Regions from separate parts of the Homo sapiens genome. Here region 1 is linked to region 2. A link is a contact called in ENCODE Hi-C or POLR2A ChIA-PET data. All regions are on one chromosome and are shown on one strand. Each heading gives the region's core, a stretch centred on a gene start or an enhancer-like site at or near the end of the contact. The rest is flanking DNA. Distances are from core to core; before and after follow the strand shown.

Evidence for each region. A loop is a pair of places that touch in the nucleus more often than their neighbours do. ChIA-PET counts read pairs that join two places held with the same protein, here RNA polymerase II (POLR2A). Pooled maps may share reads with other maps.
Region 1: a pooled map shows a loop between it and region 2 (2.7-fold over the local background). The contact joins two enhancer-like sites. A Hi-C loop is called at or near these places in 1 of 50 pooled maps. POLR2A ChIA-PET finds 5 or more read pairs at or near these places in 2 of 52 experiments (A549 and Panc1).

The regions. Positions count from the first base shown.
Region 1 is chr7:35,000,649-35,007,582 of GRCh38, reverse strand. All of the region lies in intron 6 of DPY19L1 (dpy-19 like C-mannosyltransferase 1), which reads left to right. Among named protein-coding and RNA genes, the nearest start is that of DPY19L1, 33 kb to the left of the region's middle. RefSeq lists a silencer at 3,227-3,825. Within about 2 kb of position 3,707, at least 19 of the 41 ENCODE cell types and tissues checked have a DNase peak (open chromatin) inside an H3K27ac peak, as active enhancers do.
Region 2 is chr7:34,851,034-34,858,875 of GRCh38, reverse strand. It overlaps a transcript of NPSR1 not described here. Among named protein-coding and RNA genes, the nearest start is that of MIR548N, 86 kb to the left of the region's middle. Within about 2 kb of position 6,360, at least 2 of the 41 ENCODE cell types and tissues checked have a DNase peak (open chromatin) inside an H3K27ac peak, as active enhancers do.

The DNA of each region.
Region 1 (6,934 bases), core at 2,458-4,957, 150 kb before region 2:
TGTGTGTGCTGAGTTGTGTAAAGCCTTCTTACTGTAGTTTTGGTGTAAAAAAGTCTGTAGACTACTGCTTAAGGTGGCATGAGGGCAGCTTTTACCTTAGAGCATTTGGGTCTTTCCAGATGGCTGTCTCTGGTTCTTCCAATGTCAGTGGCTATAGCTTGTTTCACTCTGCCCATTTGACTGCTTTGTGCTTTAGCTGGCCCCTTCTGTGTTACCCAACTCTTGGACCCCATGGTGGTCTGCACTAGCAGCACATGTTTTCATTTTTCCAGCTTTCCTTTTGTGTTTGTGGGCTTTTTCTTAACCCGGAACCATCTCTTTAGCTCTATTCAAAGGCATCGTTAACTGAAGGTTCTTTCCAAAATTGATCCTGATGTATATTATTTTGAATAGAGTCTCTTATCACTTCTTTTCTATCAGTGTTTTTCATTGCATTTTTGTATGTTTTTTGACCTGAAGTACATTTAGAGGTTTCAGATTACTAGTTAGTTCTTAATATTTTCTTCCTTGATGGTTAGTCACCCTTGTAATTTTATGAAAGGGATAAAGCTGCAGACTTCTTAAAATATGGGTTAAAAATAAAGAGGAGGGTATCTAAAGTTGTTTTTAGGATTAAAAAAATAAATTGTATTATGTACTGAGAAATAAAAGTTGAGATTTGTCTAGCAGGTTAGAAATTTGCAGGCAGATTGACTGTGACATTTTAAATTCAGAAGTATATTTGTTTTGAAATAATATACATATAAGTTTTTAGAAGCCAGGTAAGCCAGTCCATTTCGCCAGAAATGGAAGAAGGGAAAATAGAAAACAGGCAAATGGTGAATGGAGCCAGGCTGCCAAGCTCTAACTTGAGGAGATGAAGTGAGATCTGTTTTGCAAACACAGCCTACTCATGGTATAATTCTTTTTCTGGAATTCTCAGTATTTTAGTATTTTTTTTAAAATACTCATTGTTAATTATTTTTTGAAGCTGTATTGATTTATACTTACGTTATGTATTTCATAAGATACCCTGATATTTCTTAGCCACAGACTAACAGTTTCTGAAGGCCAGTTTCTTAAGACCCAGTGTGTGGAAATCTCTGTTCTGCAAGTAAGAAGGAGCATTGGTTGTTGGACAGTTAGAACTTTCCCCCTAGTTTCTTCTGGAGGAAATTCATATATGCTTAAGTTTCTCTTATTGATAAATACAAAAAACTTTTGGTGTTGGACTCTAAGGCAGATATCAAGCAGGTGATACTAAAACTTTTATTCTTTGCACTTTAGTGTGATTTTAGTATTATTTTGGAGTTCGGGGTTAGCTAGGTTATGGTGCATTGTTGAGGAAGAATAGATTGGATAGTGTATTAAGCTGTTAAATAATGTATATGTTTAACAGTTCTCTGGAAAAATACATATGTCTATAAAGTTTATTATAAATTTTACTGCTATGTAAGGATGAGTGCAAACAATAACAGGGTTTATAAGCAGGAGATTTTTTCTTTCTCTTTTGAAAAGGGTGCCAGAAATACTCTGACTAGCTGAAATAAAAGAGGGAGTACAATACTGAGATACAGAGGCCTGGTGGAATCAGAGAATCATCGAAAAAAGTGCCTTTGTTTAAGGCTCATTCCTTTGTAGGTATTAGATTTATCCCTACTGGCTGCCAGTTCTTTGCCTGTTGCTGTCCTTCAGGCTTGCTTTCCTGGTTCCTTCCCATCCGCCTCAGAATGTGTTCATCCCTTACCTTCTCTCTCACATGACAAAATTAAGACAAAACTTTTTTTTTTTTTGAGACGAAATCTCACTCTGTTGCCCAGGCTGGAGTGCAATGGTGCGATCTCAGCTCACTGCATTTTCCACCTCCCGGGTTCAAGCAATTCTCGTCTCAGCCTCCTGAGTATCTGGGATTACAGGCGCGCACCACCACACCTGGCTAATTTTTTTTTTTTTTTTTTTTTTTTTTTAGTAGAGACAGGGTTTTACCATTTTGGTCAGGCTGGTCTCAAACTCCTGACCTCAGGTGATCCACCCACCCCGGCCTCCCAAAATGCTGGGATTACAGGTGTGAGCCACTGTGCCTGGCCAATAAAACTTTTTAATTGGACTTCCCTTGGGTCCCCTTGCTACCCCCATCTAGTCTCCCACCCCTTCCTCCTCTCCCCAGCAGCGAGGCCCTGGTCCCATTCACCTCTCCCACTGCTCTGCTTGTGCAGCTGCTTACTTAGCAGCCCTGCCTTTGATTGCTTGATTTGTTTTGAATCTTAGGATGGTGAAATGATGCCTGAAACCACTCAGGGTTTTCACAGACCAGGCCTGTGGCTGGCCAGAGAGGACTCTGGTGCTGTCTTTTTGAGCTTCATTTCTTTGTATCGTTCTCCCCTGATTACTGCTGCCTCTGTCTTCAGAGTTCCTACTACTCTCCTTAAAACTGGAGCTGAAGAATAGACAAAAATTCCTTTGCCTAAAATAAGAGAAATATGGTAGAATTATAAAAGTACTTAAGTTGATTTTTAGATCTTATGTTAGACTCTGAGTTCTTTCCCATTCAGTATCCTATCTGAGGTTGCCCCCAAAATAACCCATTAGATTTTTAGACTCTTCAGCCTTTGATTCCATTCTAGAACAAGTGCCATCTGAGGAGGTCTTCTGGAGAAAACAGTGGGCAGTGAGTGTGGCTGATGAGTCATCCTGGGGGAGACAGAACAATGCCCCTGCGGAGTGTCTCATTATTGACTGACAGCTGCCCAGTCACTGCTGCCTACTTGGACTTTTGTTTATTGTATCCCATGCAATACTTTTACTGGAACTTTACTTTTAAATTATCCCTTCAGTTTATATTGAGGATCTTATAAGAAACAGCTGTGTGAAATTTCTTACTTTATTTTATGCATTGCTATCATATGAGTGTATTATCTATGACCCAGTAAATAAATAACCAGTAAAATACTTTTTTATGTGTAAAATGTTATGACTATGGAATTGTGTAAAATCTTTATATACATGTTTAAAGATTAGTAAAATGAATACTTATGTACCCATGACACAGATTAGAAAAATAAATAAATTATCAGAGCTTTCATACCCTTAAAATTCCTTCTTAATACATTCTCTTTCCTTCCCTCAACCCTCAGAAGAAATGACATCCTAACTTTTGGACCAATGTTTTCCTTGTTTTTCTTTATGATTGTGCCACTCATGTGTTTACCCTTAAATATGGTGTGTTTAGTTTTGAAAAACTGAGTATCAGGCACAAACCTAGCTGCTTAAGGGGAGGACACTATTGCCCTTGTTAGATGAAAGTTCCCAGAAGAAGAGAATTTCTGAGTCATGGTCTTTAGGTTCCCTGAGGGAACTTTCTGAGGCTGTCAGGAGCGCAGCTGAGCTAGGGGAGGGAGCTGAGCTGCCAGGTATTGGAGTGGCTGGTTAAAGCGACAAGCCAAAAGTGAGAGTTAAGCCTTTAATCATTTACTGTAATGGTATACGTGAGATGTGACGATCAGGATGTCTCACCCCCATCAAAAGGGAACAAAAGGCTCCTGTAGTTTATGGTTCTTGAAGTGATGGGGCAAAGGAGAAGGGCTAGGAGCCAAAGAGTGCAGAGTCTGAGTCAGAGTGGGGAGCGGCCTGTTCAAGGAGCCCCTCTCCGCCAGGCCACAGCAGAGAAAAGGACCAGGAAATAAAGGTGCCTGGGCTAGGAAGGCAAATATAAGAAGAGCTTTATCACCCAGAAGTGGCTGAGTCATTGACTGCAACTCCCCTGAGAGACTACAGTACACTGGCTCTGCACCAAGCCTGGTGTGTGAAGGGCTTCTTTTCCCTGTGAGGCCTGTCAGGCAAAGCCTTGCATATGGCCAGGCCTGAGAAATCCCATATAGGTTTTCAACCAGGAGCCTGATTCCTCAGGACATCAGTAGGCAACGTCATGAGCCTGGGATAAATGTAGGACTCAGTCGGTAGGGACATCTGGCAGAAATGTAGTGGCCAGGTACTGAATATCCAGCAGAAATATCATGAGGGGAAGAGCTGTTCCCTCTTTCTAAATTCACCACTGTTTACCCTGGCTCTCTGGAGCATATCAAAGCAGAACAACTTCTGTGAGTGATATAAGTGTCTTTAACTGATGCCAGCAGTAAAGTATGTGGAGCCAAGATAAAATACAGACAAGAATCTGGTCCAGGCTCATCCAGGCTCACACAAATAAAATGTGGAGATTTTGGGCATGAGTCAGTACTTGGTTCTGGACTGGCTACCTTCCATGGTTTGTGTACATCTGTCCTTTTGGCATCCCATTGGGATTTCCTTGACTGCTCTCCCCTGTTGGATCCCCTGTGCCCTTATCCTGTTTGTTCCTCTTTCTTGGTTTATTTTCCCTCTTTGGTAGACCTCATCTTCTAGTAGGTAGGTCTTGAGAGTAGATAGCTGGGAAGTAAACATTTTATGAAACTTTGCAAAATGTGTTTATTTGCTTTCGTATTTGGTTCACTGTTTGGCCGAGTGTTGAACTCTAGACTTGAAAACATTGTTGGTTGCTGGCCGGGCACGGTGGCTCACGCCTGTAATCCCAGCATTTTGGGAGGCCGAGGTGGGTGGATCACAAGGTCAGGAGATCGAGACCATCTTGACTAACACAGTGAAACCCCGTCTCTACTAAAAAATACAAAAAAATTAGCCAAGCGTGGTGGCGGGCACCTGTAGTCCCAGCTACTCAGTAAGCTGAGGCAGGAGAATGGCGTGAACCCAGGAGGCAGAGCTTGCAGTGAGCCAAGATTGTGCCACTGCACTCCAGCCTGGGCGACAGAGCAAGACTCCGTCTCAAAAGAAGAAAAGAGAACATTGTTGGTTGCTTCAGATGATGCTATTCAGATGTTCCTAAGTTATTCAAATTTCTAAACCTTTGTATGTGACCTTTGCTTCCCCTTCCTCTCTCTGGAAGATTGTAGAATATCTTCTTTGTCTCTATGGTTCTGAAATTTCAGAGCAATATGTCTCAGTGTAGATCTGCTTTCATGTGTTCTCTTGGACACTTGATGGGTTGTTTCAATCATGCCTTTGATTTCTGAGAATTTTCTTGAATTATTTCTTTACTTATTTTATTCCCTTTGTTTTCTGATTCAGAACTTTTGTTTGGATGTTTGTAGTTTCCAGTCCTCTAATTTTCTTTTTTTTCCCCCCATTTTTAAGCTCTTTGGCTTTGTTCTACATTCTAGAACATTTTATCAGCCTTATTTTTTCCAACCTTCTACTGAGTTTTTATTTTTCATTATCATGCTTTTAATTTCCAAGAAGTTTTGTTTGTTCTATAAACATTCCTTTTTAAAAAATAGTATTTTATTTTTGTTTCTTGGATTCAATAAATATTCTCTCTAAGGGTATTAATGATGTTTTTACCCTCCCAGAATAACCTTGGCATCTTCTAGCTTGTGTGTGTGGGTTTTTTTTGTTGTTGTTTTTTGTTTTGTTTTTTTTTTTTTTTTTGAGCTGGAGTCTCGCTCTGTTACCAGGCTGGAGTGCAATGGCACGATCTTGACTCACTGCAACCTTGGCCTCCTGGGTTCAAGCAATTTTTTCTTGCTTCAGCTTTCCAAGTAGCTGGGACTACAGGCACGCACCACCACACCCAGCCAATTTTTGTATTTTTTAGTTGAGAGGGGTTTTTACCATGTTGGCCAGGATTGTCTCAATCTCTTGACCTGGTGATCCGCCCGCCTCAGCCTCCCAAAGTGCTGGGATTACAGGTATGAGCCACTGTGCCCGGCCTAGCTTGTTTTTTTAAACATCCTTTGGTCTCTACCTTCCATGTTAGGTGCCTTCCTTAGATGTCTGGCAAACTTAGGCTGTCATGATTAAGGCTAGAAGACCAAAAAAAGCTGTATAGAAGCTCTAAATTGTGGGTGGAATCTGTTAAGGTTGAGTTTTTATATAGTTTGAATAAATGATGTGAGCAGAACTTAGAGTGACTGCCAGTTCTTTGGTTTGCCTTTAAATGTAAAAGAAAATATAAAGTAACAGAGGTCTTTTAGGGTTGTAAAAGGGAGGTGCAGTGTTTTATTAGGTTAACTGAAATGGAAGATTATAGATGATTTTTAAAGAAGTGATTGAGTAGAGGGAAGAACACCTAAATGAGTTTAAGAGACTCTGTCTTCTATGTGAGAATGGAATAAGGTAGTGTTTGCAAGTGACCCAGAAGAATGCTTGCCTTCCAAAATATTTTTTGATTGAATAAATTAATTAATAATAAAATATTGAAAGAAAAACTTAGCTTATGGTTGCCATATATGAAAGGCACAATAAAAACATATTATCTATCACATAAGCTTTACTAGCGTTTACCAATTTAGGAAGTATTTTTCCAATGGACTCATTCTGAAGCTTTCCTTCTGCAGATTCCAATCTTCACTGAAGACTGTTTTTGATTGCAGAAGTTCAGTTCATGTATGACGCTTATGTGCGAGGCTCTAAACTCTTTACTATCAGAAACTCATTTAATCCATATGGTTTTCCCATGAGATAGGTAAACCGCTTTATAGATGAGGAAACTGAGACACAAGGATATTAAATAACTTTTCCGAGGTCACAGAGCTAGTCACTGGCAGAGTAGGGATTTGAGTACCAACAGTGGCTCCAAAACGTGTGCTCTACTGTCTCTGAGAATACATTTTAAGTGTTCTTTCCACAGCAATTAAATTGTCTGCAGCTTTAGTTAATTTTTGTTTAAAGATCCTGCATAATGAAGAAAAAAGTGTTTATTTCATTGCCAAAGTAAGTGGTATTTATATTTCATAAAAAGTTTTACTTAAAATGTTTTAAAGATACATGACACTAAGAAGGATCTAGACTTTCCGTTCTCTTTTCTGTTCTGATGTTCCAGAATATTACTGTTCTGTAATAATTCATTTCCGAAGGATTCTGAGGTCCCAGGATTTTGCTGTTCTTCAGCTGATATTTCTGTATG
Region 2 (7,842 bases), core at 5,111-7,610:
GTGTCCCCCCCCCAGATCTCATCCTGTAGCTCCCATAATTCCCACATGTTGTGGAAGGGACCCAGTGGGAGATGACTGAATCATGGGGACAGGTCTTTCCTGTGCTGTTCTTGTGATAGTGAATGGGTCTTACGAGATCTGATGGTTTTAAAAATGGGAGTTTCTTTGCATAAGCTTGCTCTTTGACTGCTGCCATCCATGTAAGATGTGACTTGCTCCTCCTTGCCTTCTGCCATGATTGTGAAACCTCCCCAGCAATGTGGAACTGTAAGTCCAATAAACCTCTTTCTTTTGTAAATTGTCCAGTCTCAGGTATGTCTTTATCAGCAGTGTGAAAAACGGACTAATACAATTACCTATGTGTGCATTGCTAAATATGATAATTTAATTTTGGTTAGTTTTGAATTTCATATAAATGAGATCATATGTTATCTTTAATGTCTCTGTCTTTGACCTTTATATTATGTTTTTAAAGTTTTTTTATGTTGCTGCAAGCATATGCAGTTTCTTCATTTTTTTGTTGCTGTAAAGTATTCCATTGTATGAAATACACCATAATTTATTTATCTATTCTACTGCTAATAAGCATTTGTTTTGCCTCCAATTTGAGGCTCTTATAATTAGTGCTATTACAAATATTTTTCATATCTATTATGGTGCACATAATTCACACTTCTGTAGGGTGTGTACTCAGTGTGGAATTTCAAGGTCACGGGAAACACAAATCCTTAGTTTTACTAGTTTAAGGCACATAATTTTCCAGAATAGTTGTACTAATTATTCTCCAGTTCACACAAGATAAGCATTTCTGATGCTGTACATCCTCAGCAACATTTGATATTGTCAAAGGTTTTAAGTTAGGCCAATATGCATACTCATATATCATTGTGATTTAATTTACTTTCCCTTGCTTTTTAATGAGATTAAACACCTTTTCATAGTTTTTTGTCCATTTGGATAACTTCTTTTCTGAAGTTAATTCTTGCCCATTTTTCTATGTCTTCTACTGTCTTTTAAAATCTTTTTCTTACTGATTTGCAGTAGTTTTTATATATTACAAATACTAGATCTTGGTCAGTTATATATTTTGCAAATGTCATTTTCCATTCTATAGCTTGTCTTTTCACATTTTTAATATATTTTGATGAACAGAAATTTCTACTTTTAAATAATTAAATGTATCAATATTTTCCTTCATGAGTACAGTGTTTTGTGTTTTGTCACATTATTTTTTCAGCGTCCTATTGTCTTGTGAATTTAGGTCTATAATCCACCTGGAACCAATTTGACATATAATCCAGTAGGTTTTCAGTAAATTTTCTCCCACATAAATGTCCAATTTTTTATATAATTGAAAAGAACACCCTTTCCTTACTGCTTTGCAATGTTACCACTGAAACAAATCGTTTACCTATATGTGGGCATCTTTCCCTGGACTCCTTTTCTATTCCATTTGCTAAGTTGTCTACTTTAGCGCCCATACCACAGCTTTCATTATTATTCTTTCATGATAAGTTTGATATGTGGTTAGTTAAGCTCTCCCATTTTTTTCCTTTTTAGTCAACAGTGTCGTGGCTATTTTTGGCCCTTTGCATTTCCATATAAATTTTAGAGACAACTTACCAAGTTCTACCAAATTCCTCTTGGCATTCTACTGAATCTTCAGAGATCAATTTGAAAATTGATTATCTTAGGATATTCAGTTTCTGAACAATAGTCATGATATATTTCTGCATTTCATTAGTTTTTAGAATATATCTCAATAGTATTATAATTTCTCCATAGAGATTTACATACCTTTTTATAAATTTACTCCTACGAATTTCATTTTTTAAGGCTATTGTAAATAACGAATGCAGGAGCTCATGGAACTTTACCCTAAAATATGGCTTCATGGCATTATAATATATTTTGAATTAAAAGGCCCTTAGAGATCAGCAGATGCTAGAAGAGATTTCCCCCCCCATCTACATAAAGACTGGACCAGTTTTCAGTTCTCTTACCAGGGAGAACAATTGTTTCTCCTCTCCCTCCTCCTGCCTCTCAATCATGAAGTTTCCTTATCTGCCTAATTCTAGACTTACCAAAGAAGAAAACAATGACTTGCGGTCCCTTCCCCGAGTTTTCATTAACTGAACCCATATCACAAGAAGGAAGACTAAAGTCTATCAACAAACCTGGACAGACTTTTGTCACAAACAAAAGTCTGCTCTGTGAGTCCAACAGACTCTGTCCTGGACCATTGTTTTCTTCAAGCACACCAAATTCCTAAAAATCATTTATTATTCCCCTAAAATCATCCACGCTTCCCCATCTCTCTTTCCCCTAAGAAGAAGGCTCTACAAGCATCTGTACCCATTGAAGTATTGGCCAATCACTCCGATTTTCCCCGTGTGCATAGGAGTAATAAATTTTATGCTTTTTCTCTTATTTTTCTGCCTTTTTATGACTTGATTTTTCAGTGAAGCCTCCAAGGGCAAAAAGGAAGCTTTCCCTTCATTGCTACAAAACTTTAAAAATTAAATTTTTTATTTATTGCTGCTATGTGGAAATAATATTGATTTTTGTATCCTGCAACCTTATTAAACCTTGTGATTAATTCTAATAATTTATCTGTATATTATTTTGGATATTCAGCTATATATTTATATCTATATTGTCAGTTTTTATTATTTATTATGAATCCATATACCTTTTATCTTATTTTTTTTTCTTGTTTTACTACATTGACTAGGATTTCTTACAATGTTGAACAGAAGTGTTGATGCTGGCATTCTTCACTCATTCTTTATTTCAAAAGGAACATCTTCAAAGCTTCACCATTAAGTATAGGTTTCCTGTAGCTTTCTTGCAGATAAACTTTAAGGTTTAAGAAATTGTCTTCTATCCCAAGTTTGTGAATATCTTATAATTGGAGCTCAAAAATTTTTATCAAACATTTTTTTCTGCATCTGTTGAGTTTATATATTGTTTTATCCTGTAATCTATTAATGTAACGAGTTGAGTGATTTTCTAATAGTAAGCCAACATTGCATTCCTGGAATGAAACCAGTTTTGTCACATATGTTAGCCTTGTTATATTTTGCTGGACTTGATTGGTAATTTTTTTTTGGAATTTTTGCATGTATTTCTGCGGCAAAATTGACTTGCAATTTTTTTCTTGTAATGCCTTTGTAGCATTTGATATTGAGGTTTTTTTAGCCTCATAAATAATCTGAAAAGTCACACTTTTTCTATTTTACTGAAGACTATAAAATTGGTGTTGCTTTGTCCTTAAATTTTAGTACAGCTCACCAATGAAGACATTCTCTTTCTTTAGCAGTTATGCTACTATTCTGATTTTGTTTCTTCTTGGGTCAATTATATGTTTTCCCATTCATCTATATTTTCAATTTGTTTTGACATAAGCTTGATCATAATATCCTTTTATTATCTTTTGATTGACTCTAGGATCTATAGTGATATCATTTAAAGAATACTGTTTATTTGTGCCTTCTCTCTTTTTCTTCCTTTGATCAGTCTCACCAGAGGTTTATTAATTTAATTTTTTTCAAGAACAGAATTTGATCTTTGTTGAGGCTTTTTATTATGTTTGTTTCTTATTTCATTAATTTTACTCCTATTCTTATTATTTTATTCTTTCTACTTCCCTTGAGTTTAATTTGGTAAATGTTTCTAACTTCATAAGATAGATAATTTGTTTATTGATTTTTAATCCTTCTCTTTTTTCTTTAAGTATTGTTTTATTTGTATCCTATACATTTAATACATAATACTTTCATTAACATTCAGTACAATTGTTTTCTAATTTTCATATGCTTTCTTCTTTGGCAATAAGTTGTTCGGAAGTGTATTTCCTAACTTCCAAACCTATTTGAATTTTCTAGTTATCCTCTTACTCTTGAGTTCCAGCATAATTATAACATGATCAGAAAAACTAGACTATATGAATTCAATCTCGTGGAAGTGTTGAAGCTTGTTTTATGGCCTAGCATGTGGTCAACTTTGGTAACTGCTTCATGTGTGCTTGAAAAAAATGTCTGTTCAGGGGTGGTAAGGTAAAGTGCTCTTCCTGTGTTATTCATGTTGCTCAAATTATCCAGATCATTCCTGATTTTTGTCTGCTTTAATGACTGGCATTAAGTGTGATAAAATTCCCCATTAGGGTTGTGAATTTTTCTATTTGTTTCATAGTTCTGACAACTTTTAAAAGTATATATTTTGAGGCCATGTTTTTAAATGCCTGGAAATTTAGAATTATTACTTCATCTTATTAAACTAAAATCTTTATCATTACGAAGTGTCCCTGTTTAACTCTACTAATACTTTTTGCCTTAAAAGGTATTTAGTCTTTATTAATATAGCCTTACCAGCTTTCTTTTAGCTACAGTTTCCATGGACTACCTTGATCCATTCTTTGATTTTCAAACTTTCTGTATCCTTGTGTTTTAGGCATGTCTTTTGTAAACAGCAGACAGTTATTTATTTTTTAAAAAATCAGTCTGATAGTCTTTGATTATTAACTGGGGCATTTAATCTCTTTGCACTTATAATTACTAGTAAGTTTGGATAAAAAAACCACCATCTTCCTATGTGTTTTCTGTTTATCCCAGCTGTTTTATGTCCCTGTTTCTCTCTTTTCTTGCTTTCTTTCAAATTGTTTGAGTGACTTATCACTCAGCTTTCCTTCTCTTTTACTCTGAAAGATGTATGTTTTTGCATTTCTACTATTTTAGTGATGACCCTGAAATTGTAACATGCATTCTTGGTGTATCAATGACTAATAATCCACATTTTGCATGCAAGATAATTCAAGGAACTTGAAACTAACTACATTTAATTGCCTCTCGATTTCTATGCTATTGTTGTGCGTAATAATGTTTTTTTTGTTTTTTGTTTTTTTTTTTTCCAGGCAGAGTTTCCTTCTTGTTGCCCAGGCCAGAGTGCAATGGTGCGATCTCGGCTCACTGCAACCTCCTCCTCCCAGGTTTAAGTGATTCTCCTGCCTCAGCCTCCCAAGTAGCTGAGATTACAGGCGGCCCGCCACCATACCCGGCTAATTTTTGTATTTTTAGTACAGACGGGTTTTCACCATATTGACTGGGATGGTCTCGAACTCCTGTTCGAACTCAGGTGATCCGCCCTCCTCGGCCTCCCAAAGTGCTGGGATTACAGGCGTGAGCCACCATGCCCGGCCGTGTAAAAATATTAATATTGAGTCACCTCCTTGGAACAGCTTTGGAGTCTCCGAGCAATCTGAAAACCATGAGACCAGCTGATATAAGACTCCATCCACTTTAACATTCTGTAAGCCTGGAATTGCACTTTTAAAATGTTAACTGAACCAGCCTGTTGCGGATAATGTATTCTTAAAATGCAATTGCAGAGAAATGAGGCATGGGTTTTTCATGTTTCCAAAAACACAGAGATTGGCACCTAAACAGTTACGGCCTTCTCCCTTCAATTAAATGCAATTGGAAAGCTTCAGGGGACACTAGTCGATCTGCATATAAGATGAGGTACATTCAAATGATGACGAGAAAATTGGAGTTGCCAGCAGGTCTGTAGCTCACCTAAGATAATTCTAGAAGAGCAGAATCACTTTATTTCCTGCTAAAGATATTTTTGTTTTCCTTTTTTCTCTCAGACTCAGGCTTGTGGCCTTTTCTGATTGACACTGTGAATGCAGTTGGAAGAGGCAAGGTCATTTCTGTATATGAGTATACAGAATTTTCCAAATGAAGCTAGGAAGTTTAAGCTGCGTGTTGGGCTGATTTAAAAGGGCCACTTTTTTCTCATGATTATCCACAAATGAAAGTCATTAAAAAGGTGTTATCATTTTCTGGGGGAAAAGGTGGGAGATGTTGCTTAGTGAAAGTAAACTTCAACTAAATTATGTTCCACATGCACCCTGCAAGTAGAGAAGTTTTTACCATTCATATTTAATTTAGTTCAGTAAAGTAGAGTCACTTATTTTCTATAGTATGGCTGAATATAGTAAGCACACCTACTCTGGCTCTCCTAAATTTTCTCCTGTCCCTGATGCCATGCAATAATGTAACCGTAGACTTTTTGACATCTTGGTGCAGGAAGTAAGCACCTTTATTTTAGGTATCGTCCTGCTGGCTTCTCTGATTCCACATGGGCATCAAAGGCTACAAACAGTAACGTCACAGCACTAAGCTTCTAATTTTCTCCAAGAGCTCAAACTGCATTTCTCAGTTGGGAAATGATATTTCTCTGCATTCATAGTGATAGATAGGGAAGTCACACCTCTAAAGGGCAAATGACTCAGCATTAAGTCACTGAGTCATTGGTCCCCTGGGGAAAGAATTCCAGAAGCTCTCAGTCTCTGGACACAATCTCAGAGATTCCTCCCTGTGTCTGGGAGGAACCACCAAGATCCTCTGCTCCAGCCTGATTTTGTCCCCATCTTGCAGATGAGACCATCAATGCCCAGAGGTGTGAAATGATTTGTTCAAGGTCACAAGACTATTAATTACCAGTTCTTCTTTCCTTCCTTCCTCCCTTCCTCCCTTCCTCTCTCTCTCTCTTTCTCTCTTTCTCTCTTTCCTTGAGACGGATTCTCGCTCTCTCGCCCAGGCCGCAGTGCAGTGACGTGATCTCGGCTCACTGCAAGCTCCGCCTCCCAGGTTCATGCCATTCTCTTGCCTCAGCCTCCTGAGTAGCTGGGACTACAGGCGCCAGCCACCATGCCTGGCTAATCTTTTTGTATTTTTAGTAGAGACAGGGTTTCACCGTGTGTTAGCCAGAATGGTCTCGATCTCCTGGCCTCACGATCCGCCCACCTCAGCCTCCCAAAGTGCTGGGATTACAGGTGTGAGCCACTGTGCCCGGCCAATTACCAGTATTTTCATAATGCTTAAATCATGTTTCTCCAAGCTCAGCAAATACATGGAAATGACAATTCCAGAATCCTTACCAATATAAAGCAAGTTTCATTTAAATGGTAGATTATCCTGCAGCAACCTGTACCATTATCTTATTGATCTCCAGTCTTCTCGGGAAATGAGAGAGACAGCATCACAACTAAAAAATCATGTTCACAGTTTCTACAGATCACAACGCCCCTCACTCCACTCTCTCCTTCACTTTGAGACTCTACTGATGGATGAGGTAGGCATGTAATGTATTTTGCAGACCAGACTTGACAAAGAATTAAAGCATCTGTCAAGAGAACCTGGTCCTCCTGTTTTGCCATGTAGGACATCTGCCAGATTTTGCTCTGTTAATTGGCTCCTATGCAGCCAGCTATTTTAGCAACAGTTCCGTGGGTCTTCTGTGGCACATCTTGATTTAAAGTGAAATGTTGAAAAGCATTTCTCAAATGCTCAAAGCTTCCAGGGTTGCTCAAGTTTAGCTGATTGGACAGAGAGGGAGGCAGCCTTCAAAACTGTTGTGTAGAAATAAAACTAGATTATTCAGGCTCCTCAAATTCAGAGAATAATTCTCCGAGAGATGGTGAGTGAGGAGTCTGATTTCCTCCTAAAGAGATACTTTCCCTAAGGTCAGATCGAATTGAAAAGAGTTTATGAAAAAAAAAAAAAAAGCCCACATGACCTTAAACACGCAGACTTTGAGTTGACACCATAATGAGGAATGGAGTGCTATTAAAATATACTGAACAATTTAATGACTCCACTAGCAGTATGCCAAAAAAAAAAAAAAAGATTTAAGCTCTGAATAATTCTGGGAAGGAGGATTTTGCCAAGGAGATTTTAATGTCAAGAATATACGTGAAGCTAAAATAAGGTGTTCACGTGCATACCGGAGCCGTGGGTGGGATGTATATATGATCAAATGAAATTATTTCACTTCCAC